Linked DNA regions of Homo sapiens: region 2 is linked to region 1. Evidence: read pairs that join two places in POLR2A ChIA-PET (ENCODE). Cell type or tissue: Panc1. All regions are shown on one strand. Each heading gives the region's core, and the rest is flanking DNA. Links, peaks and the distances in the headings are about the cores only.

Evidence for each region. Peaks named below come from ENCODE experiments on the same cell type or tissue, not always from the same donor. Only the 100,000 strongest peaks of a DNase experiment are listed, where the experiment ranks them.
Region 2: POLR2A ChIA-PET joins it to region 1 with 7 read pairs; 2 of 35 experiments call an interaction of 5 or more read pairs at or near these places.

The regions. Positions count from the first base shown.
Region 1 is chr11:33,048,263-33,055,170 of GRCh38, reverse strand. It overlaps TCP11L1 (t-complex 11 like 1), which reads right to left. Exons shown (of 10, transcript NM_018393.4): 3 at 446-578. Among named protein-coding and RNA genes, the nearest start is that of TCP11L1, 12 kb to the right of the region's middle. RefSeq lists an enhancer at 4,810-5,310. In Panc1, for the core only: no CTCF peak of the experiment used is centred there; no DNase peak of the experiment used is centred there.
Region 2 is chr11:34,224,903-34,228,902 of GRCh38, reverse strand. The region is part of intron 1 of ABTB2 (ankyrin repeat and BTB domain containing 2); the gene reads left to right. Among named protein-coding and RNA genes, the nearest start is that of NAT10, 120 kb to the right of the region's middle. In Panc1, for the core only: no CTCF peak of the experiment used is centred there; no DNase peak of the experiment used is centred there; H3K27ac peaks cover 381 bases.

The sequences.
Region 1 (6,908 bases), core at 669-4,668:
TTATAATTATAATGGGCAGTGTTTCCTCTTTCTTATGACAGCACATTTTTAAAAGGTGCACCTTACAACCAATAGAGTTTTTGATTCAATAAAAAAATGGTTAAGTGCCAGGCACTAGGGACACAGAGAATAACCCACAGTCTTCGCCTTTGCGATGAAACCAACAACTATAGTGCAGTGTGATAGTTTCAAAGAAGTGAATGAAACAAGGCAATGAAAACACAAGATGAGGCAGCTAGATCCTACTGAGTAGGCAGACTTTCACAAAAGATTTTTAGAGCTTTTATTTGATTTTTAGGTTGTTCCTTGTTCAGGAATATTTTTTAGCAATAATGTACAAAAGGAAAAATACGTTTGAATATATTGGTATCAACTGAAGGAAACATTTTCAAAACTGGGAAATGACAGTGTTCTACTAAGCAAGATAATTTAGCAACCACCTTACCTGTTTTCTGGTAATTCAACTGGTTTAATCTGAAAGTCTCCATTTACTACAATTTCATGGGCTAGAGCCATGTTGGTGACACCTCTCGCTGTCTCTAGAAGTTCTTCTACTGTCACAAAGCGAGGAGGACTAGCTGTAACAGAAACTCACTGTAAGAGATTTGCTTCCCTGGATCTGAATTTCTACTAAAATAAGAAAACAGTGGTTCTGGTACCAGACAATAATTTCAGTTATTGCGTCTATTAAAATGTTTGTTCTGGCATTTTCAAACAGCAACAGAATGTTACTTCATATTCATTTTTTACCCTTGAATCCTAAAAGCAGAGATCATTTATTAATACTCAAAACATCTGGTTTTTACTAAGACTGGTCAAAGGAAAATAATTACAGTAAACTGAAACCTAGGAAAACTTAAGTTACAGATGATCATCTGTCCCATAAGCTGAGGGTTTATTTTCTAGTCTTTCTGCCTCCTGTCTACCCTAAAAGAAAAAAAAAAAAAAGAAGACACCAGATTTAAGATCTTCTCTTTTGCTCCCATTAGCAGTTTACTTTTGCACTACCACTAACACTGCCACAAATGAATCTCCCCAAATTAAAATAGCATCAAGGCTAGGCACAGTGGTTCACACCTGTAATGCTAGCACTTTGGGAGGCCGAGGCGAGAGATCATTTGAGGCCAGGGGTTGGAGACCAGCCTGGGCACCATAGTGAGATCTTGTCTCTACAGAAAAATGTAAAAACTAACCGGGCATGGTGGTGCATGCCTGTAGTCCCAGCTACTCAGGAGGTTGAGGCTGGAGGATCGCTTGAACCTGCAGTGAGCTATGATCATGTCACTGCACTCAAGCCTGGGTAACAGAGCAAGACTCTGTCTCAAAAAAATAAAAATAAAAAGTTGTAAAAAATTAAAATACCATCAAGTCCTTTAGGGTGCCGATGGTGCTGTTTAAACAATGCTAAAACCACTATCTTGTACAGGATACTGTGACAGAATATGATAGCTCTGCAGTGGTCAATGGACAGATCAAAAGATGTGTGACACAAGAATTTTCTAGAATGCTGATCCAGTGAATCAAAAACTTTGAAAAAGAGTCATCTCTGATTTCTCTCTTTCCCCTGCTCTGTTATCCAAGTCCTGTAGATTTTACTTCTGTATCGACTGCTGCAACGGCCTCAAAATTTGTGTCCATACTTCTCTTTTGATAAAGCTTGAGACTGATCATTCAGAAAGAAGGTTCTAAACCAAGGAACAAAGGGGAATTCTTACTCTTAAAAGCCTATGATAAGGCAAGGCTCACACCTGTAATCCCAGCACTTTGGGAGATCAAGGCAGGTGGACCACCTGAGGTCAGGAGTTGGAGACCCACGTGGCCAACATGGTGAAACCTTGTCTCTACTAAAAATACAAAAATTAGCAGGGCGTGGTGGTGCATGCCTGTAATCCCAGCTCCTTGGGAGGCTGAGGCGAAAGGATTGCTTGAACCTGGGAGGTAGAGGTTGCAGTGAGCGAAGATCACACCATTGCACTCCAGCCTGGGCGACAGAGGAAGATTGTCTCAAAAAAAAAAAAAAAAAAAAGTCTCTGATAGCAATTCTCAAACTTTAGCCTATCATGGAGTCAGAGGGAGGACTTGTGAAAACAGATTGCTGAGCCCACCTCTCAGGGTTTCTGATTTAGCAGCTCTGGAGCAGGGCCAAAGAATCTGCATTTTTTATTTTTCTATTTTTTTTTGAGATAGGGTCTTACTCTGTCACCAACAGGAGTACAGTTGCACAATCATGGCTCACCCCAGCCTCAACCTCTCAGGCTCAAATCATCTTCCCACCTTAGCCTCCCAAGTAGCCAGGACTACAGGCACATGCCACCATGTCTGGTTATTTTTTCTATTTTTTTAAAGACAAGTTTCGCCATGTTGCCCAGGCTGGTCTCGAACTCCTGAGCTTAAGTAAGTGATCCGCCTGCCTCAGCCTCCCAAAATGCTGGGATTACAGGTGTGAGCCACAGCAGCCGGCCCAGAATCTGTATTTCTAACAAGTCTCCAGTTGATGCTGATGGCTCCAAACACCACAGTTTGAGAAGTACTGGCCTAGAAGATGAATATATTAATTTTATGTGATAGTGATAAGATCTGGCCTTAAAATTAGATAAGTAATGTCACTGGTTTGCCCAGGTTTAAAAGATCTTCTTACATTGGTGAAAAGTTATTTTCTTTCCTTTTTCTTTTGCGCACCAAAAAAAAGAAAAAAAAAAAAGGAACCAAATCGAAGAGCTGGTCATATCCTGCCTGGTAAAAAACTTTATTTGGTCACAAGGGGAAGTTGGGAAAACTCAGAATTCTTCCTCACAACATTCTCAGCATTTCCAAAGAATATGAATAAGAATACAGAATAAATAAATCTGGCTTTGTTGATATTGCTAAAATATAGTAAATATCCAAAATCAAAGCCCAATATATCTTTTCAATTAAAAAAATTTTTTTTAACTTTTAAGTTCAGGTGTACATGTGCAGGTTTGTTATACAGGTAATCTCGTGTCACGGGGGCTTGTTGTAGAGATTATTTTGTCACCCGGTTATTAAGTCTAGTACTCATTATTTTTCTTGATCCTCTCCCTCCTCCCACTCTCCAGTAGACCCCAGTGTCTCTTATTCCCCTCTATGGGTATATTATTAAGATGTCAATTTTCCCCAAATCAATCTATTGGTTAAATGAAATCCCAATCAGAAGGCTTTTTTGTTGAAACTGACAAACTAATTCTAAAATGTATAGGGAAACACAAAAGACCTCGAAAAGCCAAAACTATTTTGAAAAAGAAAAATAAAGCTAGAGGACTGACACTGATTTCAAGACTTATTATAAAACTATAACAAGACAGTGTATTTTTCCCATAAGGATATATAGAAATTCAGGGCAGAAAATCCAGAAATAGACTAATATACACACACATATATATATAGGTGGTCAACAGACAAGGATAGGCCGGGCACGGTGGCTCATGTACTTTGGGAGGCTGAAGCAGGTGGACTGCTTGAGGCCAGGAGTTCGAGACCAGCCTGGACAACACAGCGAAATCCTGTCTCTACTAAAAATCATTTAAGCCCAGGAGACAGAGGTTGCAGTGAGCTGAGATTGTGCCACTGCCCTCCAGTCTGGGTGACAGAGCAATACTCTGTCTCAAAAAAAGAAAAGCAAGGATAGTTTTGTTTGTTTGTTTGTTTTTAATCAAATGGTGCTACAACAATTAAGTATCTATATGTAAAAGAATTACTCTATCACGCCTGTAATCCCAGCACTTTGGGAGGCTGAGGCGAGCGGACCACAAGGTCGGGAGAACAAGACCATCCTGGCTAACACGGTGAAACCCCATCTCTACTAAAAATACAAAAAATTAGCCGGGCGTGATGGCAGGTGTCTGTAGTCCCAGCTACTTGGGAGGCTGAGGCAAGAGAATGGCGTGAACCCGGGAGGCCAAGCTTGCAGTGAGCTGAGATTGCACCACTGCACTCCAGCCTGGGCGACAGAGCGAGACTCCGTCTCAAAAAAAATTAATAATAATTACTCTAGATCCTTCTCTCAAATGATAAACAAAAATGAACTCAAAATGGATTGCAGAGCGGGGCATGGTGGCTCATGCCTGTAATCCCAGCCCTTTGGGAGGCCAAGGTGCAAAAATTGCTTGAGGCCAGGAATTTGAGAACAGCCTGGGCAACATGGCGAAACCCCATCTCTACAAAAAATACAATTAGCCAGGTGTGGTGGCATGCTCCTGTAGTCTCAGCTACTCAGGAGGCTGAGACGGGAAGATGGCTTAAGCCCAGGAGGCAGAAGTTGCAGTGAGCCATGACCCCGCCACAGCACTCCAGCATAGGTGACAGATAGAGACCTTGTCTAAAAAAAAAAAAGAATCACAGATAGAAATCTTTGCGATCTTGGATTAGGCAAAGATTTCTTAGATAGGATACAAAAAACTCAAACTACAAAATAAAAAATGGATAATTTGGATTTTATCAAAATTTAAAATGTACATTCCATGATAGACTCTATTAAGAAAATAAAAAGGTTTTTTTGTTATTTGTTTTTTGAAATAGGGTCTTATTCTGTTGCCCAAACTGGAGAGTGGTGATCACAGTTCACTGTGGCCTCAACCTCCCAAATAGCTGGGACTATAGGTGCACACCCAGTTCAGTAGGGATCTCCTGTATATATACATATGTATAAATATATGCTTATTTTTAAATTATTTCTGTTATCAGTTATCAGAAAATGAAACTTCCACTGTGGGTACATCAATATCAAGCATCAGGTGTTATTATCAAGCATCAGGTGTTATTATCAAGCATCAGGTGTTATTAAACTCCACCAAGGTCTTACCCCTTAAGAAGAAACTCAGAGATTATTAGGGCTCCCAAGTTTTTTAACCTTGCTTTTGCAAAAAATTGTGGGGAAAAGAGAGATCAGACTGCTACTGTGTCTATGTAGAAAGAAGTAGACATAAGAGACTCCATTTTGTTCTGTACTAAGAAAAATTCTTCTGCCTTGAGATGTTGTTAATCTGTAACCCTTGTCCCAACCCTGTGCTCACAGCAGAGACCTGTGCTGTGTTGACTCAAGGTTTAATGGATTTAGGGCTATGCAGGATGTGCTTTGTTAAAAAAGTGCTTGAAGGCAGTATGCTTGTTAAAAGTCATCACCATTCTCTAACCTCAAGTACCCAGGGACACAATACACTGCGGAAGGCCCTCCAGCAGGGGCCTCTGCCTAGGAAAGCCAGGTATTGTCCAAGGTTTCTCCCCATGCAATAGCCTGAGATATGGCCTCCTGGGAAGGGAAAGACCTGATCATCCCCCAGCCCAACACCTGTAAAGGGTCTGTGCTGAGGAGGATTAGTAAAAGAGGAAGGCCTCTTTGCAGTTGAGATAAGAGGAAGGCATCTGTCTCCTGCTCATCCCTGGGCAATAGAATGTCTTGGTGTAAAACCCAATTGTATGTTCTATTTACTAAGATAGGAGAAAACTGCCTTAGGGCTGGAGGTGAGGTGCTAGCGGCAATACTGCTCTTTAATGCACCCAGAAGTTTGTATCCGTGCACATCAAGGCACAGTACCTTTCCTTAAACTTATTTATGACACAGAGACCTTTGTTCACAGGTTTCCTGCTGACCCTCTCCCCACTATTACACTATTGTCCTGCCACAACCCCCTCTCCAAGATGGTAGAGATAATGATCAATAAATACTGAGGGAACTCAGAGACAGGGTGCAGGTCCCCTGGGCCCACTTTTCTTTCTCTATACTTTGTCTCTGTGTCTTATTTCTTTTCTCAGTCTCTCGTCCCACATGACGAGAAACACCCACAGGTTGTGGAGGGGCAGGCCACCCCTTCAAAAATAATCAATGTCTTACCATCTGAAATTTATGAAAACAACAGAAATACATCACATCAAGTCCTCTGGGTGAATTTTTTTTTTTTTTTTTTTGAGACGGAGTCTTGCTCTGTCACGAGGCTGGAGTGCAGTGGCGCGATCTCGGCTCACTGCAACCTCCGCCTCCCGGGTTCAAGTGATTCTCCTGCCTCAGCCTCCCAAGTAGCTGGGACTACAGGCGTGTGCCACCACACCCAGCTAATTTATGTATTTTTAGTAGAGACAGGGTTTCACCATGTTGGCCAGGATGGTCTTGATCTCTTGACCTCATGATCCACCTGCCTTGGCCTCCCAAAGTGCTGGGATTATAGGCATGAGCCACCGCGCCTGGCCGGATTTGTTATTTCCCAATAATTTTAGTCATCTGGGTAATAATAGGCACCGTTACTATGCTGCCTAGTCATGAAACACAGTGGCTGGAGCAAATCAGGAAGGAATTTCACTTCCTCTGGACTCTGTTGAGTACGGCCTTGAACAAGTCACTTAAATCTTGCAGGGTCAGTGTTTCTCCATATGCAAAAAGAAGAGACTTAAGGGTGTGCTATGAAATATAAGAATCCTCCGAATTTTAAACAAGTGCATTCTCAGTGTTTTGGGCATACTTGGAAAAAAACAGCTTGCACCAAGTACTAAGAACCTCACCATTAGGAAGAAGAAAATTTTCAGGAACTGTCCAAGTTAAGAGACTACTTAAAATCAAACTTATCAATGACAGGTATCTGATCATGATAGATAAAAGCTACAGTTCTAAGATATGATCAGGACATGTTACCGATGTACATACAGAGGAATTATTCACTGCATACAAATTATAGGGTTGTGGGGATTTTGTTTTGTGAGAGTTCTCAAATTTACCAATTTCATAAATGAAAACTTGGTAAGGATTGCATAAAATTGCATAAAGATGCAATTTGGTGGACAACACGTCTTCACCTCAATTTGTTAAGAGAACCTGGGTTGTAATAAGAGCCATGAAAAATGGTAAGGTCAACTCAGACATGGTGGTGCACACTTGTAGTCTCAGCTACTAGGGAGGTTGA
Region 2 (4,000 bases), core at 1-4,000, 1.2 Mb before region 1:
AGTGATCTGTCCACCTTGGCCTCCCAAACTCCTGGAATTACAGGCATGAGCCACTGCACCTGGCCCCTGAGATACCACTTTCTTAGGACTATAACCAAACAGACAGATAATAAGTGTTGGTGAGGATGTGGAGAAATTGGAGCCTTCATACACCACTGGTAGGAACGTAAAATGGTGAAGTCACTGTGGAAAACAAGCATGGTGGTTCCTCAAAAAATCAAACATAGGCTGGGTGCGGTGGCACATGCTGTAATCTCAGCATTTTGGGAGGCTGAGGCAGGCGATCACCTGAGGTCGGATGTCGAGACTAGCCTGGCCAACATGGTGAAATCTCTACTAAAAATATAAAAATTATCTAGGTATGGTGGCGGGCGCCTGTAATTCCAGCTACTCTGGAGGCTGAGGCAGGAGAATTACTTGAACCCAGGAGGCAGAGGTTGCAGTGAGCCAAGATCATGCTACTGAGCCAAGACTACACCACTGCACTCCAGCCTGGGCAACAAAGTGAGACCTTATCTCAAAAAGAAAACAAACAAAAAAGTAGGCCAAGTGTGGTGGCTCACGCCTGTAATCCCAGCACTTTGGGAGGCCGAGGCGGGCGGATCACCTGAGGTCAGGAGTTTGAAACCAGCCTGGCCAACATTGCGAAACCCTGTCCCTACTTAAAATACAAAAATTAGCCAGGTGTGGTGGCACGTGCCTGTAATCCCAGATACTCAGGTGGCTGAGGCAGGAGAATTGCTTGAACCTGGGATGCAGAGGTTGCAGTGAGCCAAGATCATGCTACTGAGCCAAGATTACACCACTGCACTCCAGCCTGGGCAACAAAGTGAGACCTTATCTCAAAAAGAAAACAAACAAAAAAGTAGGCCAAGTGTGGTGGCTCACGCCTGTAATCCCAGCACTTTGGGAGGCCGAGGCGGGCGGATCACCTGAGGTCAGGAGTTTGAAACCAGCCTGGCCAACATTGCGAAACCCTGTCCCTACTTAAAATACAAAAATTAGCCAGGTGTGGTGGCACGTGCCTGTAATCCCAGATACTCAGGTGGCTGAGGCAGGAGAATTGCTTGAACCCGGGATGCAGAGGTTGCAGTGAGCCAAGATCATGCCATTGCACTCCAGCCTGGGTGACAGAAGCAAAACTCCGTCTCAGAAAATAAAAAAAAAGAAGAAAAAAAAAGTTACAATTACCACACAACCCAGCAGTTCCACTCATATATACCAAGATAAATGAAAATGTATGTTCACACAAAAACTTGTACATGACTAGCAGCATTGTTTGTAATAGCCAAAAGGTAGAAACAATCCAAATATTCATCAATAATTGAATAGATAAACAAAATGTGGTATATCCATGCAATGGAATATCATTCGCCCACAAAAAGTATAGTACTGATACATGCTACAACATGGATGGACCTTAAAAACATTATGCCACATAAAAGAAGCCAGACACAAAAAGCCACATCTTGTGGGATTCCATTTATGTGAAATGTCCAGGAAAGGCAAATTCGTAGAGACAGAAAATAGCTTAGTGCTTTCTAAGAACAGAGGGAAATGGATAATGGGGAGAGACTGATGACTTCCAATGGGTACAGATTCTTTTTTTTTTTTTTCTTTTTTTTTTTTGAGATGGAGTCTCACTCTGTCACCCACACTGGAGTGCAGTGGTGCAATCTGGGCTCACTGCAACCTACGCCTCCTGGGTTCAAGTGATTCTCCTGCCTCAATCTCCTGAGTAGCTGGGATTACAGGTGTGCGCCACCATATCTGACTAATTTTTGTGTTTTTAGTACAGACGGGATTTCGCCATGTTGGCCAGGCTGATCTTGAACTCCTTTTTATTTTGGAGACAGAGTCTTTTTCAGGCTGGAGGGCAGTGGTGCCATCTCAGCTCACTGCAACTTCCGCCTCCTGGGTTCAAGCAATTCTCCTGCCTCAGGAGAGTAGCTGGGACTACAGGCGTACACTGCCACACCATGCTAATTTTTGTATTTTTAGTAGAGATGGGGTTTTGCCATGTTGGCCAGCCTGGTCACCAACTCCTGACCTGAAGTGATCCACCTGCCTCGGCCTCCCAAAGTGCTGGGATTACAGGTGTGAGCTACCATACCCATACCATACCAAACGTTTTCTTTTTGGGGTGATGAAAATGTTCTGAAATTAAATAGTGGTTATGGTTTCATACTCTGATATACTAAAAACAGCGAATGAAATGTTTTAAAAGGGTAAATTTTATAGCATGTGAATTATATCTCATTTTGAAAAAACAGCCTACTTGGACTCATGAACGCTGAGCCCAGTTTCTCTATACTGGAGTTGTGAGGAGCATGGTCCTACTCTGTGGCCTTGGGCAAGTAGCTTAACTTCTCAGGTTATTGTCCGTGTTTTATGTTAAAGCCATATGTGATACCATCATGTCACAGAGTCCTTAGGCAGTTTGTACTGACCCTGCCTGTAGTCTGCACTTGTTCATTGCTCCTTAAGGAGGCAGCTTCCTCATTTGTGTGAGGGGATCTTGGTTTTGCTTTCTATTCCCATAGGAGAGCTCCTCTTTTAAAACATCCCTTCCAGGAGACTGGGCTCTGGATCAAGGAAGGGCAGTGGTGGCCCATCCTGCCAAGCTATTCCCAATGTTTATTTGAGGCAATAAAACTCAAATAGGTAGTGGCTTCTTTTTTTTTTTTTTTTTTTTTTTAATGGACTCTCAGCTCAGTCTTTCACCCAGGCTGGAGAGTAGTGGTGCAATCTCAGCTCACTGCAATCTCTGCCTCCCAGGCTCAAGTGATCCTCCCACCTCAGCCTCCCAAGTATCTGGGACTACAGGCGCACGCAACACTCGGCTAATTTTTTGTATTTTTGGTAGAGACGGGGTTTCACCATGTTGCCCAGGCTGCTCTCAAACTCCTGAGCTCAGGCAATCCACCCGCCTCGGCTTCCCAAAGTGCTGGGATTACAGGCGTGAGCCACCGCACCTGGCTTGATAGCGGCTTCTAAAACCTATAGTTACTTGGAATGTCCAGGGACTTCTAAGCTCAAAGCACTCATGTAACACAGGTTCTTATTTTTCAGATACTTTCTTCTTTCTCCTTTTCTCTGCCCACCCCACCAGCCCTTTCTTTTTATTTTATTTATTTATTTATTTTTGAGGTGGAGTTTCACTCTTGTTACCCAGGCTAGAGTGCAATGGCGCGATCTCGGTTCACCGCAACCTCTGCCTCCCTGGTTCAAGCAATTCTCCTGCCTCAGCCTCCCGAGTAGCTGGAATCACAGGCATGTGCCACCACACCGGGCTAATTTTGTATTTTTAGTAGAGACGGGGTTTCTCCATGTTGGTCAGGCTGATCTCGAACTCCTGACCTCAGTTGATCTGCCCACCTCGGCCTCCCAAAGTGCTGGGATTACAGGCATGAGCCACCGCGCCTGGCTAGCTCTTTCTTTTTAAGGGAAGGGAAGAGGAAAGCTAGAGCCCAAGAGGGTGGGCTCTGCAGTCTACAAGCCCTGTGTGGAGTCTGAGCTATTGTTTACAGCTGGCGACTTCAGCCATAACAGTGGCGGGGTCTTGCAGCATGACAGTTTAATTCTTTGCTCCCCAGGCCGGCTTTTGGCCCAGGACCAGGGCCAGAGCTGGAGACCAGGCTGACAAGCCCACTCTTTCCCCTTCTGCTCTAACGCGTCAGAGCAGTCAGCCTCTGCCCTCTGCCCTCCCTGACGGCCACCTCCTCATTAGCTGAGCAATTGGAGGAGACGGGTGTCATGAATACATTGCTTTTCCTTTAACTTGTAATGCCATCGGAAGTCAGAACTATTATTCTAGTTTAATATTCAGAATATCTCAGTATCTCAGTTTTGACTGCATACCTCAAGTTTAGATTTAAAGCTAAAATAAATCCACATTCTCTGAACATGGATTTTTTTATACTTATTAAGCACCTACCATGTTCTTGGAACTGTGTGAACTGCAGAGATGACAGCAAGAAGGAAGTGTGAAGAAAAATAT